3 separate regions of the Homo sapiens genome follow, and regions 1 and 2 are each linked to region 3. A link is an interaction called in ENCODE POLR2A ChIA-PET data of the cell type or tissue named here. Cell type or tissue: HepG2. All regions are shown on one strand. Each heading gives the region's core, and the rest is flanking DNA. Links, peaks and the distances in the headings are about the cores only. Region 1 holds the start of LINC02348 (long intergenic non-protein coding RNA 2348). Region 2 has its middle 13 kb from the start of LINC02348. Region 3 holds the start of LOC124903567 (a long non-coding RNA gene).

Evidence for each region. Peaks named below come from ENCODE experiments on the same cell type or tissue, not always from the same donor. Only the 100,000 strongest peaks of a DNase experiment are listed, where the experiment ranks them.
Region 1: POLR2A ChIA-PET joins it to region 3 with 17 read pairs; 2 of 35 experiments call an interaction of 5 or more read pairs at or near these places.
Region 2: POLR2A ChIA-PET joins it to region 3 with 10 read pairs; 4 of 35 experiments call an interaction of 5 or more read pairs at or near these places.

Annotation. Positions count from the first base shown.
Region 1 is chr15:101,612,458-101,620,125 of GRCh38, forward strand. It overlaps LINC02348 (long intergenic non-protein coding RNA 2348), which reads right to left and starts at 1,882. Exons shown (of 3, transcript NR_147041.1): 1 at 1,493-1,882; 2 at 1,078-1,317. RefSeq lists enhancers at 1-373, 1,192-1,710, 1,711-2,227, 4,668-5,280. In HepG2, for the core only: no CTCF peak of the experiment used is centred there; DNase peaks (open chromatin) are centred at 3,654 and 4,134; H3K4me3 peaks cover 821 bases.
Region 2 is chr15:101,623,287-101,630,954 of GRCh38, forward strand. No RefSeq gene overlaps it. Among named protein-coding and RNA genes, the nearest start is that of LINC02348, 13 kb to the left of the region's middle. In HepG2, for the core only: no CTCF peak of the experiment used is centred there; no DNase peak of the experiment used is centred there; H3K4me3 peaks cover 829 bases.
Region 3 is chr15:101,524,738-101,532,405 of GRCh38, forward strand. It overlaps LOC124903567 (a long non-coding RNA gene), which reads right to left and starts at 3,637. Exons shown (of 2, transcript XR_007064784.1): 1 at 3,580-3,637; 2 at 2,028-3,123. RefSeq lists an enhancer at 5,582-6,240. In HepG2, for the core only: no CTCF peak of the experiment used is centred there; DNase peaks (open chromatin) are centred at 2,874 and 3,774; H3K4me3 peaks cover 789 bases.

The sequences.
Region 1 (7,668 bases), core at 3,153-5,652, 88 kb after region 3:
AAAGGCTGCGAACCCAACGCAGCTCCCCCTCTCCTAGCCCGGAGCTGGTTCCTCCTCTGTCCTCCAATGCCCCAGCCTCCTCTCTGCGTGACTGCTATATTACCACCTGACCCCTGCTCCCCGGGGCAGGGACTTTCTTAGAAGAGACTCTCCAGACAGCCAAGCACAATTGGAAGCAGCACCTGCTCAGATCTTCCAAACTGAGGCTTGGTGAGGCCTCCATTGGGAGCACTTCATTGACAAACGTTTGAAATTCTGAAGATGACCTCCGTGGGTGCTGGGGAGGGGACCTGGGGCTTGGCTGAGGCCCTGGCCCTGGTGAGTGAGGCCCTCCGGCTGGGCACCTCTGGATATTGGCTGGGAGGGCACCCAGGGCCGGTTGAGGCCGCAGCTTGCTTTTCGGCCTCTCCTTGCTGCTCCCTCCCCACATGGCCTTGGGCAGGTGACTGCTAATGTCGGTGACCAGGCCAGGCTGCCGCCACCCCCACCCCATTTCCCAAGCCTGGCTGCTGGTGGCAGGGTCTGGTAGAAGTGCTGTGGCCTCCACGCAGGCATCCCTCTCCATGGGATCTCCATGGAAGAGCGTGTGCTGGTGCCTGGGTGTCGGGACCCCATAAAAACCACGGGTGACCCCTGTGCAGGGGCTGGGGCTGCTGGGACTGTGGATGGTCCCCCTAAGCCCCATGAGGCACATTTCCCAGGCATGGCAGCATGGCGGTACCTCTCTGGGGCTGTCCCTTGTGCATGCACTCTTACTCCAGCAGTCTCTGGTCCCTCTACCTTTCTCTAGTGGCCCTCGGGCTGAGAAACCATGAGAGTGTGTCCAAAGCAGGCAGCGGCCTTAAAGAAATGCCAGCCCACCTCCTCCCCACCTAGTGTCCAAAAGAGCTGCATGTTGGAAGCAGGGGTCTGTGCAGCCCTCCCCTCTCCCCTGGTACACCCTACTTGGGGAGCAGATTTGCCTGGGCAGGTCTGCACGGGGTCTGCTCCCTGGCCCAGCAGTCACTGGTGAGACACCCAGCCCTGGCATCCTCTGTTCCTAATTCCCATGAAGGTGCCTTTTGTGGCTGCACCTACTTGCATAAGGACTGAGGCATCGGCCAGGAAAAGACGTCAGGCTTGGCCAGCTCCATCTAGCAAGACACTCCAGGTCACCGGGGAAAGGGCTTTTCACTAAAGCCTCCAGGGAGACTTTGGAACATGAGCAGCACAGCTTGGAGACGAGCCAGCAGAGCACGTGACAGCGAGGAGGCAGCCGTGCACGTCGTCACCCAAGCCCCAGGCCACAGCATCCACGGGAGAGACTTTCCTGCAGCACTGCGTGTTGGGGGTAGGGAAGAGAACAAACTTAATCCTGGGCTGTTACGGGAAGCCCTGACGAGCCCCAGGAATATCAGGGACTGCAGGAAGGGTTCCAGTGTCACTGGGGAACCCGGATTCCCACAAATGCCTTGCTTCCCACAACCCGGCCTCCTGGTCCCACATGCCTCACCTGTTGTTCCAGCCTCTGCACCTGCTCACATCTCTGGGGAGTCACCCGATGGGGCTCCCCAGTCCCCGCAGCAGCATTTTCCTCTGACTCTCAGGGCCCTGCTCTGCCTTCTGTGCTCAGCAGTTGTTTCGGATTGGGAGTCAGGAGGCCATTCCCACACTTGAAACAAGGCTGCAAGAGGAGGCTGAGCAGAAACCGCACACCCCGAGGGCAAGGCGACATGCTCATTGCCCTTGCGCCCTTCCTCCTTCCCCAGGAGCAGGACTTCTGGCCGCTCTGAGTGCACGGGTGACGGCTGCCGTTTATCAGCCTTCAAATTTGTGCCCGAATCACCTGCTTCCAACTCCTCAAATACAGACTGGCTTAGCTCAGCCTGATTAAGACCAAATTAGGAAGGGCAGCTGTGTTCCACCAGAGCCCAGGGAGCCAGGCAGAGGGCAGGAGGATCAGGCCACCAAAGGTCACCTACACACAAGCCCGTACCGGTGATGTCATCGTGGATGGAGGAGATGGGCTGGCATTTTTTAAGGCTGGCCCCCTGCCTGGGACACACTCTACATGTTTCTAAGCCTATGGGCCACTGGGGAGAGCTGGAAGGAGCCAGGCACAGCCACAGGGAGGTGCCACCATGCTTGGGAAACACCTCGTGGGTCTGGGCTGCAAATGACCATCCACAGTCCCAGCCCTGGCAAAGGGGTAGCTCATGGTCCTTATGGGGTCCCGACACCCAGGCACCAGGACACGCTCTTCCACGGATGCAGGTTAGATAAGAAACCACCTTCAGGACTCTCCTACACATCTCTTCACACCTGTGCACAAAGGAATCAGCAAAAGATCCCCTCCCAGCCTGCTGTGACCGCAAAATTCCATACCCAAGACCAGGGCTGCTTAAATAATTTGAGCTCTGCAATGGAAACCTACAAAGCCACTAAAAGCAGCAGAGAACGCTGGTGAGCAGCTGTGAGTGGCAGCTGAGATTCATTACAGTTCCACAGTCGGACTCGGGAAAATGCTTCCGTGTGTGTAGCAGGCTGTGATGCGGTGTGTGGTCCCAGCTGAGGCCCCCACACTGACAGCAGTAAGAGCCGAGTATCTCACATCCTAAAGATGCCGGTCCGTGCCCGAGAGCAGATAGTCTATGAGACCTTAACCGGGGCTGTCCCAGATGCCACTCTGAGCCCTTCTGGAAGGGTGAGTTTGATCAGGGAGATGGCGAGGGAGGAGTCCTTGTCCAGGAGCTTTGGGGACAGTTTGACAGGAGCTTTTGGGATGTCAACCTTGCTCCTACCATGGGGAATGCAGAAGGGGGCTCCCCCCCCCACCTCTCCTCACATCTGCTCCACCTCAGCCCAGATCAGAGGCAGGGAGGAGAGCCTTGAGGAGCCCCGGAGTTGGGTGCACTGACTGGACCCCGCCCTGAGTAGAAGAGGGAGGCTGGCCTGGAGGGGCTGCAGGAGAACAGCAGAGTTGCTCAGCAGGACAAAGGAGACACTGCGGAAGGGGTCTGAGTTCAGGTCATCTTGACTGGTTTCCTCAGCACGGCCCATCATGAGGCAAAACCCTAAACGCTGACTCAAAGTCTGGGAACGGAATGGGCTGTTTTGTCCTTGGCTAGAGCCCTGCCAGCTGTCCCGTTCCCTCTAAGTGCTGCATGCACTGTGGACGTGGCATTCCCTCTAAGTACTGCATGCACTGTGGATGTGGCCTGCCCTCTAAGTGCCGCATGCACTGTGGACGTGGCATTCCCTCTAAGTGCTGCATGCACTGTGGACATAGTGTTCCCTCTGCCTGGTCCTCCTATGTGAAATCCCCTTCCCAGCCAGCCAGCGCCCCCACCTGCACTCCTGGCCCCACCCTTGAGGTCCTTTCTGGGGTGGCTGAGCTCTTCTGCAAGACCTGTGTCCGGGCTTCCCTCCACCACAGCTCAGACCCTCCCAGGGGCCCATGTCCATGTCGGTAGAATGCATGAGGGACGCCCAAGCCCATTCGGTCCCAGATGCCTCCTTCGAGGCAGGGCCGTGTGTGTGTCATCAGCATCACACACTCACACACACTCACCCGCAGGCAAAGCCCCTCCCTGAGCCCAGGAAGGCTCCAAAAGGGGCGTGGTCACAGCCTCCTGCGCCTTCAGGGGCGGGAACCCAGAGGAAGAGCAGCCCACGTGCGGACTCCGCAGGAATGAATGGACACAGTTGGGAGGAGAGGGGAGTTTCTTGGAAGTAAATTCCCCCTGACATTGAGATAACTGGTTCAGGGTCCCATCCACAGAGTACGTGCCTGTTAGCAGGGCAGGAGGCCAGAGGGCGGGGCCTCGGGAAAGCTGCCCAAGCTCAGCAGGGACTCCACTGCTCACAGAGCAAGCAGCCCGACTTGTTCAGCTTGGAATCTGGGCTGGGACCGCTGGGGTCAGCAAAGAAGATCTAGGAGACATCCCATAAAATATCAGACTATCAGGATCCAATATAATACGTGTGATATTGAGCTCATTGCACAGAAGCTACAAGTAAACATTGGGTTTAGGCCACTCAGGGAAAAATGACGGAGCCTCATTTCCATAAGGAGCTGGCCTCATTTGAAAGCTTTCCACCCCACCTCTCGCCTCACCTCCCCCGCGCTCCTTTCTTGCTTCATAAACTTTCACCACTGCCATCGACCAAAAAGCAAACAGAGACTTGGAAACCCCGTGTACAACACGTACACTGCGCTCTCGTTGATCACTATTGGGTAAACTAAAATGTAGCTTACCACCCAGGGGAGGCGTGATGTGTGGGTGTGTGTGTGCACGTGTGAGTGTGACTGCGGGTGAGTGTGTGAGTGTGTGATGCTGATCACACAGGATAAGGCATAGTCCTTTATCCTGGGTCTGAGAAGATGCATGGTTTGTAGAAACAGACAAATCTGTGAACTGCAGGATGAATGGCCCTGGCTGCTGTGAGCCCATCACCCTCTGATCACACATCATAAAGAGACCTTGAGGAAGGAGTGAGTTTACTGACTGACATCTCATTAATTCGGCCCCGGCAGGAAACAATGAAATCTAACTTTTCTAGACACCATGAGATACCCTTAGAATCACGCAAGCTTACAAATGAGCATTTTGTGGGAAACATTTTTATCCTTAACTAAAACATTCAAAGCACAGCTTAATTTTCCTTCAGACTCTGGGTCCTCGCTGTGGAAGATGGTCATTCCTTGGAGCTGCAATCAGGATGACTCCAGCAGGGTGCCCACTTGGCCCCAGAGAAAATGGCTCTAGATCACTGCATCTTGCAGCCTTGCATCTACTCGCAATGGTCAGTCGTAACCATGTGAATGAAGCGATTCACAGAGGCACACGGGGATCAATTATAGCAAAATGGCCGAGGTGAACATCACCCTAATCCATTAAACTGCTCCAGCTCAGCTGACACATAATCGATAGCGTCGTAATCCATCTAGTTAAAAGTTTGCAGAAGCAAGGAGAGAGGGCTGGAGCGAGATCCACGGAAGCAGGGGTTTGCTTCCGTCTCTTAACCCTGAGCCGCCACAGGTCTACGTCGTGGGGCCAATGTTATTATATCTGCAAACTCTGGCCGAACTTACACACTACAGCCCTCCTGGAGTTACTGGCTGGCTCGGACCCCATCATATTCCACGTGGGATTTGAGGTGGCAGCCACTTGTTGCTGTGTGCCTGGAGTCCTTACCCGCCAGGCAGCCCTCTGAGCTCCACTGGCTGCAGCGGGCAACCAGATTTTAAACAGACGGCTGCATGTCAGGGGTGTTTGCAGCTGGCGGGCCACGCTTATCTGCGGAAATGCTGGCATTTGCACTGTTCTGTTTCTGCGGTTGCCTCCAGGACCTGGAGAGCTGATTCAGTTCTCCCTGGCTGCTGATACTCCTTTAGGGATCCAGACTAAACCAAGAGCCAGGAGCTGCAAAGCTGAGGCCCAAGCCCTGGCTCTTGGTGACTGTCACCCTGGAGGGCCTGGTAAGCTGTGCAAATAAAGACAGGTCGTTGCTGTTAATAACAGTAAAAGTGCAAAAGGTGGCAAACTTTTTGTATTTGTAAATTAGAGTGGATTATAAATATCATATGAGGAGATCTCGAATTGTGTTTTTACACAGATTGTGTCATTTGCAATCCCATGAGGTAGCTACTGATAATCCCTCCATTTTACAGATGAAGAAACTGAGGCCTTGGTTGGCTACAGACCACACTGATGTATCTGAGAGCTCTGGGGCCTTGGCTCCCCACCGCTTTGCTGCCTGTCTCCTTGTGAGCCGCCTCTCCCCACCTCCTTCCACCCCCGACCCGTGTCTGTTACTCGCTTGCTCGCCTCCTGGTGCAGGAGAGAGAGGGCTGGAGTTACGCCGCCCCGCCAGCCAGCACCGTAACCTGCAACTTCTCTCCTCAGGGTTACTGATCAGAAAAGATTCTTCAGTGTCTGATTTCATTATCTACTTACAAAATGTTTTCATGATGATTACATCAAAAATTAGCTGACTTATTTTTCCTCCAAGAATTTCCTTTCTTACATAGGCCAACATTAGCCGTCCCCCTATCCACGACACACTGTGGCTGACCCCAAAAGGCTGGGCCAGTTGGGGGTGGCGTTTGGCTGCTAGTAGCCAACTGTGGCTTAAACAGGAAAGAATTGTTTTTTCTCTCCGGTGGGAAAGAAGGCACAGCTGGGGTGGAAGCTCCCTGTATCCTTGGGGACGGTGTATCTTTCTTGTCTGCCTTTCTGTCACAAACACATCCTTACTCCAGCCTGAAAGGAGGAGGAGAGAAGAAACAGGCAGAAAGGACACAAACTGCTTCCAAACGAGTGGTGTGTGTCTGGTCCCATCCAACAAAACAAAACAAAATAAAACCAGAAACCACAAGAGGCCTCTTTTGGTGATGGATGTTCCGGTGGTCTTGGGTTGGTGGGCTTCCACAAGTTCCAGCCCGATTCAGCCAAGATCTCCAGTCCCAGGCGTATCAAGCAAAAGGAAGTGAAGATGAGAGTTGGGGGACTGAGAGGAAAAGGAGCAAATGTGGCTGCTGTGGTGACCCTGATATTGGTGATTGCAGGAAGCAGCTGTGACCCCTGGAGCCGAGGGAGCTCAGAGGAGGGGCTGGCGCTGTACCTCTGAACCCAGCACGCTAGGCCGGCAGGCAGAGGCCTTGCTGTGGCCATGCCCATCTTCTGCTTCCAGAGCAGTGGGGCTCTCCAGGGCACCTGTTTGTGTACCCACAGCCAACAGCTCTGGGCAGTTAGTGGGAAATTACAGCAACCAGTAAAGTCAGAAGCACTGAGGCTTTAGACTCACACACGTGCAGTATCTCCCCAGCCGCTAGCTAAAGACATTGACCTTTTTTGGTGATGGATGTTCTGGTGGTCTGGGGTTGGTGGGCTTCAACAAGTGGGGGTTTTAGCATGATTCAGCCAAGATCTCCAATCCTGCAGCCTGGGACCCTGACTTGGTAAAACGAACACATCTGACACCGCTTGAGTCGCCATCTATAGGAGGTAAGTGTGAGTCTGGGTTCCAAATATTTTATCAAGCCTGTCAGGGAAGCAAGCGCTGTCTGTCTGCAGGAAGATGTCTGTGGGGAGAGGGCAGATCTGAGTCCAGTGAGTCTCTCCTGCAGCCAGCCTCCAGGTCCACCCTCCCCCAACAGATGTCCTCTCGCAAATGAAAAACACTCAAGACGTGGAAAGCAGACAGATGGCAGGAGGGTCCTTAGCCCGGACTGATGACAGCCGGCTCTGGGCCAGGTTCTGGACAGGATTGTGGGCACACGGTCCCGACCCACCACTGCAGTTCTTGTGGGATGGTCTTGGTCCACATGCGAGCCCCTCTCAGGCCAAACACCTGCTTACTCCATATTTTCATGTAATTCTAATTCATGTAAATGATGTTATTTCATCAAGGACAATTGAAGTTATGGTTGGCCACTTTGGGTAACTTATTTTTTATTTTTTTAAATTTTTTTTGAGATGGAGACTCACTCTGACCCCCAGACTGGAGCGCAGTGGTGTGATATCGGCTCGCTGCAACCTCCGCCTCCCGGGTTCAAGCAATTCTCCTGCCTCAGGCTCCCCAGTAGCTGTGATTATAGGTGCCCACCATCATGCCTGGCTAATTTTTGTATTTTTAGTAGAGACGGGGTTTCACCATGTTGGCCAGGCAGGTCTCGAACTCCTG
Region 2 (7,668 bases), core at 2,494-4,993, 99 kb after region 3:
ACAGATAAAGAATTCTTTTGACAGGCACATGAGTAGAATGAATACAGCTTTGAAAAAAATCAACAAATTTGAAAATAGGTCAATAAAAATTATCCAAAGAGAAACACAAAGAAAAAATAATGGCAAAAGCAAAGCAGAGTATTCAAGAGCTGTAGGACATCATGAGACGGGCTAACGTATATGTTATCAGTCACAGGAGAGGAGGGAATGAAGAAGAAGAAATATTAGAAGAGACAATAGTCAAGGATTTTCCAAAAGTAATAACAGACATTAAACCACAGATCCAAGACTCTCAGAGAACCCTATGCAGAATTAATACCAAAAATAAAAGAAAGGAAAAAGAAAACACCAACACCACCATCAGCAAAAAATCCCACTTAACTATACACATCATAGTGAAACTGTCAAAAGTGGAAGATGAAGAGAAAAGCTTGAAGATAGCAGAGAAAAAAGGGAACATTACATGCAGAACAGTAAAGATAAGAATTACAGGACACTTCTGATCAGAAACTACACAAGCCAAAAGACAATGGAGTGACATTTTTAAAATGCTGAAAGAAAGGGAAAAAATCTCTCAACCCAGAATTCTATATTAAATAAAAATATTTTTAAAAATTAGGGTAAAATAAAAACATTTTCAAACAAACAAAGGCTGAGACAATTCATTCTCGATTCATTTAAAGAAATTTCTTCAGATAGTAAGAGTGTATTATGATCACCTTGAGGAGGATGGGATCGGCCCCCTCTCACTGGAATAGTTTAAATGTCAAGAATGATAAGGCCGTATGCACCGAGAAGATATGGAAATGCTTCTTGCTCATGCCATGGGACTTTCTGAAGAGAAAAGGTCAGGTGCAAGTCAGTATAAATGGTGGGAGTGAGGCAGAGTTAATGGATTTGGCTTGTATTGTGAGTAGGTGGTGGGACTGAGGAAAAGGTTCAAGCACAAAGGGTGGGGCTTGTGTGGTTCAGACTTCCTGCTGACACCAAGGGAAGAAATATGCAGGTCCTTGTAACTGGAGAAGGAATGAGGTTTGAAAGCTATCAAAGGTCAAACATAAAAAATGGAATCTTACTCTCTATTACATGGAATGTGAGAGCAGACAAAAATTCGGGTCTACACCAGGGGTGTCCAATCTTTTGGCTTCCCTGGGCCACATTGGAGATAGAATTGTCTTGGGCCACACATAAAATATGCTAACCCTAAGGATAGCTAATGAGCTTCAAAAAATCGCAAAAAATCCCATAATGTTTTAGGAAAGTTTATGAATTTGTGTTGGGCCACATTCAAAGCCATCCTGGCCCTCATGTGGCCCATGGGCCATGGTTGGACAAGCTTGGTTTACACAAAGAAATGAAGAGCATCAGAAATGGTAAAACATGGAAGTAAGTATAAAAGATTCCTCTCATTTCTATTGGAGTAACCACATTCCATCTTATATTTCCCACTATTTACAACCAAACTCTGGATGAAATCTCTAAAGCAACCATCAGAAGACTGAGAGGCAGAGAAAAGAAGGTGACTTGGCCAGGGATTCTGAGACATGAGGAACAACCAGGTGGTGAGTTCCTTGTTATGATTTCCCTCCCGTATATCTTCATTTGAGTACCGGAGAGGCCCACACTCAGAAATACCAACAGGCACAAAAAACAAAGGCTCCAAGGAAAGCTTACTTTCTCTAGGCAAAAGTATTGATAACGGGCAGCCCTGAGAGATAGAACACATTCTACACCAGATGAACAGATGGTATAAAAAAAAAAGTGATACAATCCTCCAACCCCATGCAACACCGCAGCTGCAGGGACTGAGGGCAGAGCCCTGTCAACCATCCCTGTCCTACCCTAATGATCAGGGACCCTTTCTTCTCCCGACTTGGAGTCTATGGTCAGGGAGACCGTGTTAGTTTGTCCTCCTGCTGCTAATAAAGACATCCCTGTGACTGGGTAGTTTATAAAGGAAAGAGGTTTAACTGACTCACAGCTTAGCATGGCTGAGGAGGCCTCAGGAAATTACAGTCATGGCAAAAGGGGAAGCACACATGTCCTTCTTCACATGGTGGCATCAAGGAGAAGTGCCAAGCAAAAAGGGGAAAAGCCCCTTACAAAACCATCAGATCTCATGAGAGCTCACTCACTGTCATGAGAACAGCAGCATAGGGTAACCGCCCTTATGATTCCATTACCTCCCACTGGGTCCCTCCCATGACATGTGGAGATTATGGGAGCTACAATTCAAGATGAGATTTGGGTGTGGACACAGACAAACCATATCAGAGACTGTAGTGGAGACCTGTTTGGCCATTTCTGTCTTGCATTAAGGAGAAAGAACCCTTCCTCCTCTACACCAGGACTCAGAGCAAACTTCAGGGTGAAGCCCTTTCAACTATTCTGATCCTACACTAACATGGGTAGAAGTGGCACCCCTCCCCCAATACCTATCACTGTGGAGACTGTAGAGTGAATCCTTTCTACCATCCCTCTGCTGCACTAAGCAAATGTCAGCAAAGAGGTGATGCTTCTCTCCCACTCCACTGGTGCATAGACTGTGACCATCCCCACCGTGCACGAAGCAAACAGCAGCAAAGAGGCAGCACCTCCTCCCCTCCCAATTAGAGCAGGGTAGGTAGGATTACGGAGGAGAGAACCTGTGTATTAATTCCTGGGCAGACCCCCAAGCAGCCTATGCCTAATAAGAATCAACACATTAGAAGATTGGAGAACTGAGCTGCAGTGTCAAACACTGCTATCATTTCACATTGGCCTCTGGGCAGCACATAAGCTGGGAAGACCAGGGTAGCAAACTAAATTGGCATTTGAATCTCAGCCTATGAAAGTGTACCGGAACATGCATCCTGAAGCTAAACAGGTTGACTGCCTGCTGAAAGAAGATTTAAATAGAAACCAGAACTTCATGACACAACACTCAGAATGTCCTAGTTACAATCCACAATTACTCATCACACTATGACCAAGGACATCTCAATTTGAATGCAAAAAGGCAAACAACAGACAGCAACACCAAGATAATACAGATACTATAATTGTCTGACAAGGGTTTTAAGGAACCAGCATAAAAATGCTCCAAAAAGTAAATAGTAACACTGTGGGAGAAAAAAAAAAAGAAAAAATAGAAACTCTAAACAAAGGAAAAGAAAACTTACCACGGGAGGAGCCAAGATGTCCGAATAGGAACAGCTCTGGTCTACAGCTCCCAGCGTGAGCGACGCAGAAGATGGGTGATTTCTGCATTTCCATCTGAGGTACCGGGTTCATCTCACTAGGGAGTGCCAGACAGTGGGCGCAGGTCAGTGGGTGCGTGCACCGTGCGCGAGCCGAAGCAGGGCGAGGCATTGCCTCACTTGGGAAGAGCAAGGGGTCAGGGAGTTCCCTTTCCGAGTCAAAGAAAGGGGTGACGGACGGCACCTGGAAAATCGGGTCACTCCCACCCGAATATTGCGCTTTTCAGACCCGCTTAAAAAACGGCGCACCACGAGATTATATCCCGCACCTGGCTCGGAGGGTCCTACCCCACGGAGTCACACTGATTGCTAGCACAGCAGTCTGAGATCAAACTGCAAGGCGGCAGCGAGGCTGGGGGAGGGGCGCCCGCCATTGCCCAGGCTTCCTTAGGTAAACAAAGCAGCCTAAAGCTCGAACTGGGTGGAGCCCACCACAGCTCCAGGAGGCCTGCCTGCCTCTGTAGGCTCCACCTATGGGGGCAGGGCACAGCCAAACAAAAAGACAGCAGTAACCTCTGCAGACTTAAATGTCCCTGTCTGACAGCTTTGAAGAGAGCAGTGGTTCTCCCAGTACACAGCTGGAGATATGGGAACCGGCAGACTGCCTCCTCAAGTGGGTCCCTGACCCCTGACCCCTGAGCAGCCTAACAGGGAGGCACCCCCCAGCAGGGGCAGACTGACACCTCACAGGGCCCAGTACTCCAACAGACCTGCAGCTGAGGGTCCTGTCTGTTAGAAGGAAAACTAACAAACAGAAAGGACATCCACACCGAAAACCCATCTGTACATCACCATCATCAAAGACCAAAAGTAGATAAAACCACAAAGATGGGGAAAAAACAGAACAGAAAAACTGGAAACTCTAGAAAGCAGAGCGCCTCTCCTCCTCCAAAGGAACGCAGTTCCTCACCAGCAACGGAACAAAGCTGGATGGAGAATGACTTTGACGAGCTGAGAGAAGAAGGCTTCAGACAATCAAATTACTCTGAGCTACGGGAGGACATTCAAACCAAAGGCAAAGAAGTTGAAAAACTTTGGAAAAAATTTAGAAGAATGTATAACTAGAATAACCAATACAGAGAAGTGCTTAAAGGAGCTGATGGAGCTGAAAACCAAGGCTCGAGAACTACGTGAAGAATGCAGAAGCCTCAGGAGCCGATGCGATCAACTGGAAGAAAGGGTATCAGCGATGGAAGATGAAATGAATGAAATGAAGTGAGAAGGGAAGTTTAGAGAAAAAAGAATAAAAACAAATGAGCAAAGCCTCCAAGAAATATGGGACTATGTGAAAAGACCAAATCTACGTCTGATTGGTGTACCTGAAAGTGATGGGGAGAATGGAACCAAGTTGGAAAACACTCTGCAGGATATTATCCAGGAGAACTTCCCCAATCTAGCAAGGCAGGCCAACGTTCAGATTCAGGAAATACAGAGAACGCCACAAAGATACTCCTCGAGAAGAGCAACTCCAAGACACATAACTGTCAGATTCACCAAAGTTGAAATGAAGGAAAAAATGTTAAGGGCAGCCAGAGAGAAAGGTCGGGTTACCCTCAAAGGGAAGCCCATCAGACTAACAGCGGATCTCTCAGCAGAAACCCTACAAGCTAGAAGAGAGTGGGGGCCAATATTCAACATTCTTAAAGACAAGAATTTTCAACCCAGAATTTCACATCCAGCCAAACTAAGCTTCATAAGCAAAGGAGAAATAAAATACTTTACAGACAAGCAAATGCTGAGAGATTTTGTCACCACCAGGCCTGCCCTAAAAGAGCTCCTGAAGGAAGCACTAAACATGGAAAGGAACAACTGGTACCAGCCGCTGCAAAATCATGCCAAAATGTAAAGACCATCAAGACTAGGAAGAAACTGCATCAACTAACGAGCAAAATCACCAGCTAACATCATAATGACAGGATCAAATTCACACATAACAATATTAACTTTAAATGTAAATGGACTAAATGCTCCAATTAAAAGACAAAGACTGGCAAGTTGGATAAAGAGTCAAGACCCATCAGTGTGCTGTATTCAGGAAACCCATCTCACATGCAGAGACACACATAGGCTCAAAATAAAAGGATGGAGGAAGATCTACCAAGCAAATGGAAAACAAAAAAAGGCAGGGGTTGCAATATTAGTCTCTGATAAAACAGACTTTAAACCAACAAAGATCAAAAGAGACAAAGAAGGCCATTACATAATGGTAAAGGGATCAATTCAACAAGAAGAGCTAACTATCCTAAATATATATGCACCCAATACAGGAGCACCAAGATTCATAAAGCAAGTCCTGAGTGACCTACAAAGAGACTTAGACTCCCACACATTAATAATGGGAGACTTTAACACCCCACTGTCAACATTAGACAGATCAACGCGACAGAAAGTCAACAAGGATACCCAGGAATTGAACTCAGCTCTGCACCAAGCGGACCTAATAGACATCTACAGAACTCTCCACCCCAAATCAACAGAATATACATTTTTTTCAGCACCACACCACACCTATTCCAAAATTGACCACATACTTGGAAGTAAAGCTCTCCTCAGCAAATGCAAAAGAACAGAAATTATAACAAACTCTCTCTCAGACCACAGTGCAATCAAACTAGAACTCAGGATTAAGAATCTCACTCCAAACCGCTCAACTACATGGAAACTGAACAACCTGCTCCTGAATGACTACTGGGTACATAACGAAATGAAGGCAGAAATAAAGATGTTCTTTGAAACCAATGAGAACAAAGACACAACATACCAGAATCTCTGGGACACATTCAAAGCAGTGTGTAGAGGGAAATTTATAGCACTAAATGCCCACAAGAGAAAGCAGGAAAGATCCAAAATTGACACCCTAACATCACAATTAAAAGAACTAGAAAAGCAAGAGCAAACACATTCAAAAGCTAGCAGAAGGCAAGAAATAACTAAAATCAGAGCAGACTGCAGGAAATAGAGACACAAAAAACCCTTCAAAAAATTAATGAATCCAGGAGCTGGTTTTTTGAAAGATCAACAAAATTGATAGACCGCTAGCAAGACTAATAAAGAAAAAAAGAGAGAAGAATCAAATAGACACAATAAAAAATGATAAAGGGGATATCACCACCGATCCCACAGAAATACAAACTATCATCAGAGAATACTACAAACACCTCTATGCAAATAAACTAGAAAATCTAGAAGAAATGGATAAATTCCTCGACACATACACCCTCCCAAGACTAAACCAGGAAGAAGTTGAATCTCTGAATAGACCAATAACAGGATCTGAAATTGTGGCAATAATCAATAGCTTACCAACCAAAAAGAGTCCAGGACCAGATGGATTCACAGCTGAATTCTACCAGAGGTACAAGGAGGAACTGGTACCATTCCTTCTGAAACTATTCCAATCAATAGAAAAAGAGGGAATCCTCCCTAACTCATTTTATGAGGCCAGCATCATTCTGATACCAAAGCCAGGCAGAGACACAACAAAAAAAGAGAATTTTAGACCAATATCCTTGATGAACATTGATGCAAAAATCCTCAGTAAAATACTGGCAAACCGAATCCAGCAGCACATCAAAAAGCTTATCCACCAAGATCAAGTGGGCTTCATCCCTGGGATGCAAGGCTGGTTCAATATACGCAAATCAATAAATGTAATCCAGCATATAAACAGAGCCAAAGACAAAAACCACATGATTATCTCAATAGATGCAGAAAAAGCCTTTGACAAAATTCAACAACGCTTCATGCTAAAAACTCTCAATAAATTAGGTATTGATGGGACGTATTTCAAAATAATAAGAGCTATCTATGACAAACCCACAGCCAATATCATACTGAATGGGCAAAAACTGGAAGCATTCCCTTTGAAAACTGGCACAAGACAGGGATGCCCTCTCTCACCACTCCTATTCAACATAGTGTTGGAAGTTCTGGCCAGGGCAATTAGGCAGGAGAAGGAAATAAAGGGTATTCAATTAGGAAAAGAGGAAGCCAAATTGTCCCTGTTTGCAGACGACATGATTGTATATCTAGAAAACCCCATTGTCTCAGCCCAAAATCTCCTTAAGCTGATAAGCAACTTCAGCAAAGTCTCAGGATACAAAATCAATGTACAAAAATCACAAGCATTCTTATACACCAGCAACAGACAAACAGAGAGCCAAATCATGAGTGAACTCCCATTCACAATTGCTTCAAAGAGAATCAAATACCTAGGAATCCAACTTACAAGGGATGTGAAGGACCTCTTCAAGGAGAACTACAAACCACTGCTCAAGGAAATAAAAGAGGATACAAGCAAATGGAAGAACATTCCATGCTCATGGGTAGGAAGAATCAATATCATGAAAATGGCCATACTGCCCAAGGTAATTTACAGATTCAATGCCATCCCCATCAAGCTACCAATGCCTTTCTTCACAGAATTGGA
Region 3 (7,668 bases), core at 2,419-4,918:
GCACTTTGGGAGGCCGAGGCGGGCGGATCATGAGGTCAGAAGATGGAGACCATCCTGGCTAACACGGTGAAACCCCGTCTCTACTAAAAACACAAAAAATTAGCCGGGCGTGGTGGCAGGTGCCTGTAGTTCCAGCTACTCAGGAGGCTGAGGCAGGAGAATTGCTTGAACCTGGGAGGTGGAGGTTGCAGTGAGCCAAGATCATGCCACTGCACTCCAGCCTGGGTGACAGAGCGAGACTCCGTCTCAAAACAGAAAACCATAACATATTTTTAGTTTTTTCATGATTAGACTGTGGCTTTCACAGACAACTTTTTGATATCCCCCCCATGTTTGATTTACCTTTCATTTTTCTCATGGACGAAGAATAACTGCCTCTTGATTGCGCTTCTCTGTCTTGCAATCTGTGCTGTTTATTTATCTGTGGACATAGCTTCTAACTTGTCACTCCATACTCCCATTTGTAACTGCCAGGGCTGGAAGCCTATGAACTATATTCCCAGCTTCTCCTGATGCAAGTTTCCGGCCAATGAGAGGCACTGGAGGCTGGAAGGCTGGATCATGGGAGAAAGCATGTCCCCTTCTCCAGCTCCGGGAGCAGCTGGCAGCTGAGAGTGACTGCAATCTGCAGATTGGTGGTGGGTGTCACAATAGTGGCGGAGCTGTTGATGTTTAGGCTCCGTAGCAGCGGCCAGAGGGTAACTCCTGGTTTCTGGATGAGGGGCAATCGTGCTCATGAGCTCTCGTAGCTTCACTTTCCATTTCATTCTCCAGTTCTATAGGGGGTCAGTGACCTCCTGTAGCTGCTGCTCTCTGAGTGCTATGGAATGAATGTTTGCGTCCTTCCAGATTTTTATGTCAAAGCCCTGCCCCCCAATGCAACTGTATTTGGAGACAAGGCCCTTAAAGGTAATTAAAGTTAAATGAGGCTGGATGTGGTGGCTCATGCCTGTAATCCTAGCACTTTATGAGGCCGAGGCAGAAGGATCACCTGAGGTCAGGGGTCTGAGACCAGCCTGGCCAACATGGCGAAACCCCGTTTCTACTAAAAATACTAAAATTAGCCAGTCATGCTGGCACATGCTTGTAATCCCAGCTACTCGGGAGGCTAAGGCAGGAGAATCGCTTGAATCCAGGAGGCCGAGGTTGCAGTGAGCCAAGATCACGCCACTGCACTGCAGCCTGGGTGACAGAGTGAGACTCCGTCTCAAAAAAAAAAAAAAAAAAAAAAATTAAATGAGGTTTAAGGATGGGGCCCAGTCTGGTAGTTTGTTCAATTTCTTTTCAAAAGAGCATTGTTTTTGTTTTTGTTTTTGTTTTTTGGCATGAGGTTGTAATCGCTGTGTGCCTGGGGTCGGGAGGCTGACTGACAAGGCAGCTTCCTCCACAGACTTCCAGCAACAGTCCTGCCCTGGCTGCGCTCCTCTCCCCCAGGCCTCCAGGCCACCAGCTTGCAGCCTGTGCTCCTCTGGGGAGGGATCCCCCGCTCCCCCACTCCCAGCCTCGCCCTGACAGTGATCCGAGTTGCGGATTTTGGCTTTCTCCTCCATCCTCACCCGTCCAATTGCCCTCCAGCTCACAGAATCATTTTCTCAAAATTTTCAACTGCTAATGACCCTGTCACCAGGCCACCTGGCAGGGAAGCCCACTTGTCCCCTACCAATAGGCCCATGGTGTCTTGGAGGCTTTCCTGGTCTCCTGGGACAAGACAGCTGCCCGGCTTGTAGCCAGGACTGTGCCTGTAGCCCACCTGCTGTAAGGTCACGCCTGCAGGCCCTGAGTTTTACCGGCAAGATCTAAGTCAGTTCTCTACCAACACCCTAAGGCAGGTACTACTACTTTCTCCGTTTAGAACTGGGGAGAGTGAGATGCAGAGAGCCCCTCCCCCGACCCTAGGCAGAGCCCGAGACTCGCCGCAGGCTCATGCACTGTGCCACCTGCCCTCCTGAGGCCACGCTCTTCTCACGGGAGGTGGCCCTGTGGCCTCACCTGGGCCGGATGGGAATTGCAAACTTGAAACCACTACGTCTTTTTCCCTGTTTTTATTTTAAAAAGGATATTAAACGAACATATCTTTTAAAAATTAAAGTGAATTGAAGTTCATTTTCATTTTATCCTGAGAGGTTCACAGTAGCTCTTGAAATAAATGAAAGTGACTTTAAACGGGCTTTGTTTTGAGGTGATCTCAGCAGCTCTGAGGATACGCACAGCAGTCTTGGAGTCTCACAAAACTCGGCTGGAAATCTCTGGCCCCAGAGGGAGGAAGATGCTTCTCTATTTCTACCTGAGGCCTTCCTTAGGCTCCTGGTCAGGAAGGGAGAAGAGACCCCGGGCAAGGGGTGAGAAGTGGGGGTGGGGGAGTCTTGCCCCTTCCTCTGGACGACAGAGCCCATTACTAGAGGGAATTTCAATGGTGTTTCCAACCCCAGGTCTCACCCAGGAAGGAGGAATCTAAACAAACTCAGCTGCCAGTGGCTCCCCCATAGCGACAGTTTGAGGCCGGATTCACTGAAGTTTTCACAGATGAGTCTAGGTAAAGTTGTGGGGGTTTTTGCTGTTGTTTTGTTTTGTTTTGTTTCTTTGAGACAGGGTCTCAGTCTGTCGCCCAGGCTGGAGTGCAGTTGAGTGATCTTGGCTCACTGCAGACTCCAACTCCTGGATTCAAGTGATTCTCCTGCCTCAGCCACCCAAGGTGTGAGCCACCATGCCCAGCTAATTTTTGTATTTTTAGTAGAGACAGGGTTTTGCCATGTTGCCCAGGCTGGCCTTGAACTCCTGAGCACAAGCGATCCGCCCACCTCAGCCTCACAAAGTGCTGGGATTACAGGCATGAGCCACCGTGCCCAGCCAAAGTTGTGGTTTTAAGCAGGATGTTCCAAAGTCCAGTGGTTATGACCAAACGCCACACAGAGACAGAAGCCTCCCGCACAGCCCCAACTCCCAGCAGCCATGGTGTTCCAGGTCCTCCAAAGTCAGCTTCTCCTCCAGGAGGCCACTGAGCTCCCCAGCTGCGGGGCTGAGGCCACACAGCCCTGTGCGGTTCATCTGCCATCCGGGCCCTTCTTCCTCTTCTGAGCTTCACAGTTAGCCCAGGGAAGAAAACAGGCGTGTCTTCCACAAACCCTGAAGGGAATGGGAAGTGCCAACAGTGAGAAGGACTTAGATGTAAAGGATTTACACACGGTCACGGCATTTCCACAACCCTCTGGGCACCTGAGTACACGTGTGCAGACACACCCCCAGATGGGGGCGAGGGGTGGGGTGCCCCAGCTATTCACACCTAACCATGAGCGTGTGAGGCAGCAACACTTAAAGGCCACTTGCTTTCCGCAGCATCTCGATGGAGCAGGAGCCTGCCTGGGGCATCTCCAGGCAGCTTGGCTGAGCACCCAGGACTGAGTGCAACCCTCAGCGTTTACATTTTTTAGTACTATTCACTAAGAGAGAGAGAGACAGAGAGACAGTGATAGAGACAGGGAAGGACAGAGACAAAGAGAGCAATGGGTGAAGAAAGAGCAAGCAAGCAGGGATGTCGGACATTTCACACAACGCAGTCACCAGGGAGGCAAGAACACTTACAGAACAGTTTGAGCCAAAGAGTCACTCAGGGACAGGAACAGCAATTTCTTAAATATTTAAAGCAGACACCCTGTGAGCGGCTGTGGAGGCGGCTCTTTGTTAATATTTAACACGAGCTGGGCAGTTGCCGGGAAAACAGCTGTTTACAGGAGAGATTAACCAATATTCATCATTGCTCAAAGCTGTGGGGAGGCTTCAGGGGACAGGCAGCTGCCGGTATTTCTAGAATACAGCAGCTCAAGGCCACAGGGCTGGGGAGGCTCACGGTGTCCCCAGGGTGCATGAAAACTGTAAACAGGCAGTTCGGGGTCACCTACCCTGCTCCAGAATCACGGTTTGCAGGAAACCCAGCCCTGCAGCTGGGCCTGGGTGGTGGCTGCTGGCCGGCCAGCCAGCACCTCGCTGGACAGCTGCGTCCCACAGTCCCAGGCTGGGCTGTCCTTCAGGCCCATCCACAGTCCCAGGCAGACTCCTCGTGCACTCCCTGCATGAAGTCGGGGGCAGGTGCTCGAAAGTAGAGGGGTTCCCACTGATGGAAAGTGTCACCAGCCTGCCTGCGAATCCCCCAGCTCACACTTGGGCTTGCAGGGACACCAGCCAGGCCGTCTTGCAGAGAAGACAAGCTGCCTATTTTCAGGGGCTATGAGTCTTGTTCATGACAGTTTTCTCCTCTATGTGCCAAACATTCAAGAGCCTGGCCATTTTCACACAGCCCCATAGCCTGGGTGAATCAGGCCTCACTCCCCTGTACTTCCTTCCAAACATTCTATCACTCCCAACACCCTCCACCCAGGCCTCATGGAACTACACACAGATCACGCTTGGGCCCAACTGGATGCGGAATCCCAGCTCAGGACCAAGGAATGCTGCTGCTGTCTCCACAATGCCCTAGACCTGCAACCCTGGGCGCTTCCTGGCATACCACTGCCCACTCTGCCCACACCACAGCTGACTGACTCCTAATGGCTCTTCAAACAGTTGTTTGCACACCTGACCATTTATTATAAAGGAAGAAGCGCCGAACAGCACGTGCTGCTCTGAGGAATCTGTACAAGAATTGGGGCTCTGCGTATTAATCTTTGCTAAAATGAATTTAGTTTGGGTATTTAGGTTTCACAGCATAAATATATTTTTCTCTACTCTGAGACCAATTGGCACAGGCTGTCTAAGGCATTAGAAGAACAGTCCTTAATCTTTCTGTGTTCACAGCATAGTTCTGAATACCAGAAATCTAGAGGAATGCTTGAAGAGGTTTTTAAAAAATTAAACAACATTAAAGGAGTCAGCAATGATTTCCATCTCAGCAAAACAGGGGCCCTCAGGGTCCAGAAACATCCATGGCCATTGAGCAGTCACTTGGTCATTCTTGTGGATGCTTTTTTTGAGATGGAGTCTTGCTCTGCCACCCAGGCTGGAGTGCAGTGGCGTGATCTCGGCTCACTGCAACCCCTGCCTCCCAGGTTCAAGTGAGTCTCCCGCTTCAGCCTCCCAAGTAGCTGGGATTACAGGCATTAGCCACCACGCCTGGTTAATTTTTGTATGTTTAGTGGAGATGGGGTTTCACTATGTTGGCGAGGCTGGTCACGAACTCCTGACCTCAAGTGATCCACCCGCCTCGGCCTCCCGAAGTGCTGGGATTACGGGCGTGAGCCACCACGCCTGGCCTTCTGGATGCTTTTTATTTTGTGGTTATGCAGCATCAGGACAGCCTTTTAACATTTGAGAAGTGAACCGTCTTAGTGGGAGGCAAAACCCTGCTTCCCTCTACAGAAGCCTAAAAGGCCAAGAACGTGCACTCCCTGACACCGGTGGGGGGTAGCAGGGCTGTGCAGCCACATGCCCAGGAGGCACGGAGACTTCAGGGTCCGTCCCCCCATTCCCAGGTGGCAGAGCAGTGCCCCAGTGTCCTGGGTGCGAAGAGCAGTGGCTAGTGCATGCTCAGCACCAGCAGTGTCCTAGCCACATGTCTTGGGGCTATAGCTGTGGCCACTTGGCACCTCCAGGTTCCTGACCCTTCCCCACAGTGACTCAGCAGGGAGTTGTCTGTGAGCCACTTGATACCCTTTTACAATATTCCCTTTCTGATGATTAACCAGAAGTGCTTTGCAGGCGGGAAGCCTGGTGCGCACAGTCAGGGTCTGCCCTGTGCTGCTGCTTGAGGACTGTCTCCTGCCCTGACGGTGCTCTTCAAAGCTGCCGCGGGCCTGCTTGATGTAATGCTCACTTCTGACCTCTTTGCCCATGCAAGGCACACCCTGCCCTGCCGTCCCTCCCACCCCCTTCCTCCTTGGCATTCTGATGGACTCAGTGGTCCCCAAAATTGCACACATCAATTAAACCAGCAGCACACTCATGGAGGGCGGGTGGCGCCCTGGGTGCTGCTGTGTGCCAGCTGTCAATCACCGTGGGCTGGAATGTGGATTACAAGCCTGGAAGGGGTATCGCGCACTCAGGGTTTAGCCACAGTATACAAACGGCTTTTCCACCTTTCCTGTCCTGAAGGCCACAGCAGGGCCTGCTCTGCTCCCTGCGGCAGTGGTCCTCATGCTTGGCCAGGTGACTAGGCATACTCGCAGTTACTGCAGGGCCACTGTGTCCCCGGCTGAGCCTCGTGCCACAGAGAATTGGTCAGAGAAGAAGGCGGCTTAGAGAGGGTCCGGTTGGCCTGCAAGCCTGAGCCCCTGCCCAGGTGGAGATTAAATCCTTGTTACCTGATGGTATTGACGCTTAAAATTAAAACTGAGTTCAGTTACTGAAAATAGAGAAAGGGCCACTTCTATGCTCCTGAGATCGGAAGTGAGGTTTATCCCCCCGGGGATCTGAAGGATCATCCACTGGGCTTCCCTAAAGCGGCATTGTGTCATTTCTCCCGGCTAGGAGAGGTCTCCCCATTCTCAATTCCCGTCACTTATTCTCACTCAACAGAACCTCTCAGAGCACCTACCGTGTGCATGAGCCCAGTGTCGATGGGCCACGGGCCAGCCAGCCTGGGACGCGTGTCCAGGGCAGCTGGGATTTGGACTCTACTCCACGAGGCCACACAGGGGAAGGGGAAGCCCAGACGGCTGTCAGGGCATTCTTGGGAGCCGGGGGTTTGGAAGGGCTGTTGGGCGTGCTGGGGCACCGGCTAGGCTGTGGGGTGGTGACTCTCCTGCAGCCTTGGGGGGCTACCCTGAGATCATCTGTCACCCCACTGCTTGCTGCTCACTCCTGATCCCGCATTCTGGCTGTGGGCAGAGAGCACTGCCTGCCACATGCTGCGACCCGTGGCCCCTTCGCCAGTTTAATTTTCTTTTGTGCCCGTTCCCCCCTCAGCGTTCTAGTATTTTAATGTGTGTCCTTTTATTTGCTTGTGTCCCAGTATAAGACACACTATTCTATTTTGGTTTCTAAAATTATTTCTTTACTAGATTGAACCTTTTTAATTTTATTTTTATTGTGGTAAAATATATGTAACATAAAATTTACCATTTTAAATATTTTCATATGTACAGTTCAGTGGCATTAAGTATATTCACACTGTTGTACAACCGTCACTGCTATCCACCTTCAGAGCTTTTTCATCTTCTCAGTCTGAAACTTTGTTGCCATTAAACACTAACTCCTCATCCCACCTCTGCTCAACCCCTGAAAGCCATCTTCCTTCCTTTCTTTTTCTTTCCTTCTTTCTTTCTCTTTCTCTTTCTTTCTTTCTTTTTCTTTCGCCCTCCCTCCCTTCCTCCCTTCCTTCCTTCCTTCCTTCCCTTCCCTTCCCTTCCCTTCCCTTCCTTCCTTCCTTTCTCTTTCTTTCTTTCCTTTTTTTTGAGACGGAGTTTCGCTCTTGTTGCCCAGGCTGGAGTGCAATGGTGCGGTCTCAGCTCACTGCAACCTCCACCTCCTAGCTTCAAGCAATTCTCCTGCCTCAGCCTCCCAAGTAGCTGGGATTACAGGCACCCACCCCCAGGCCCAGCTAATTTTTGTATTCTTTTTAGTAGAGACGGGGTTTCACCATGTTGGTCAGGCTGGTCTCGAACTCCTGACCTCAGGTGATCCCCCGGCCTTGGCCTCCCGAAGTGCTGGGATTACAGGGGTGAGCCACCGTGCCCGGCC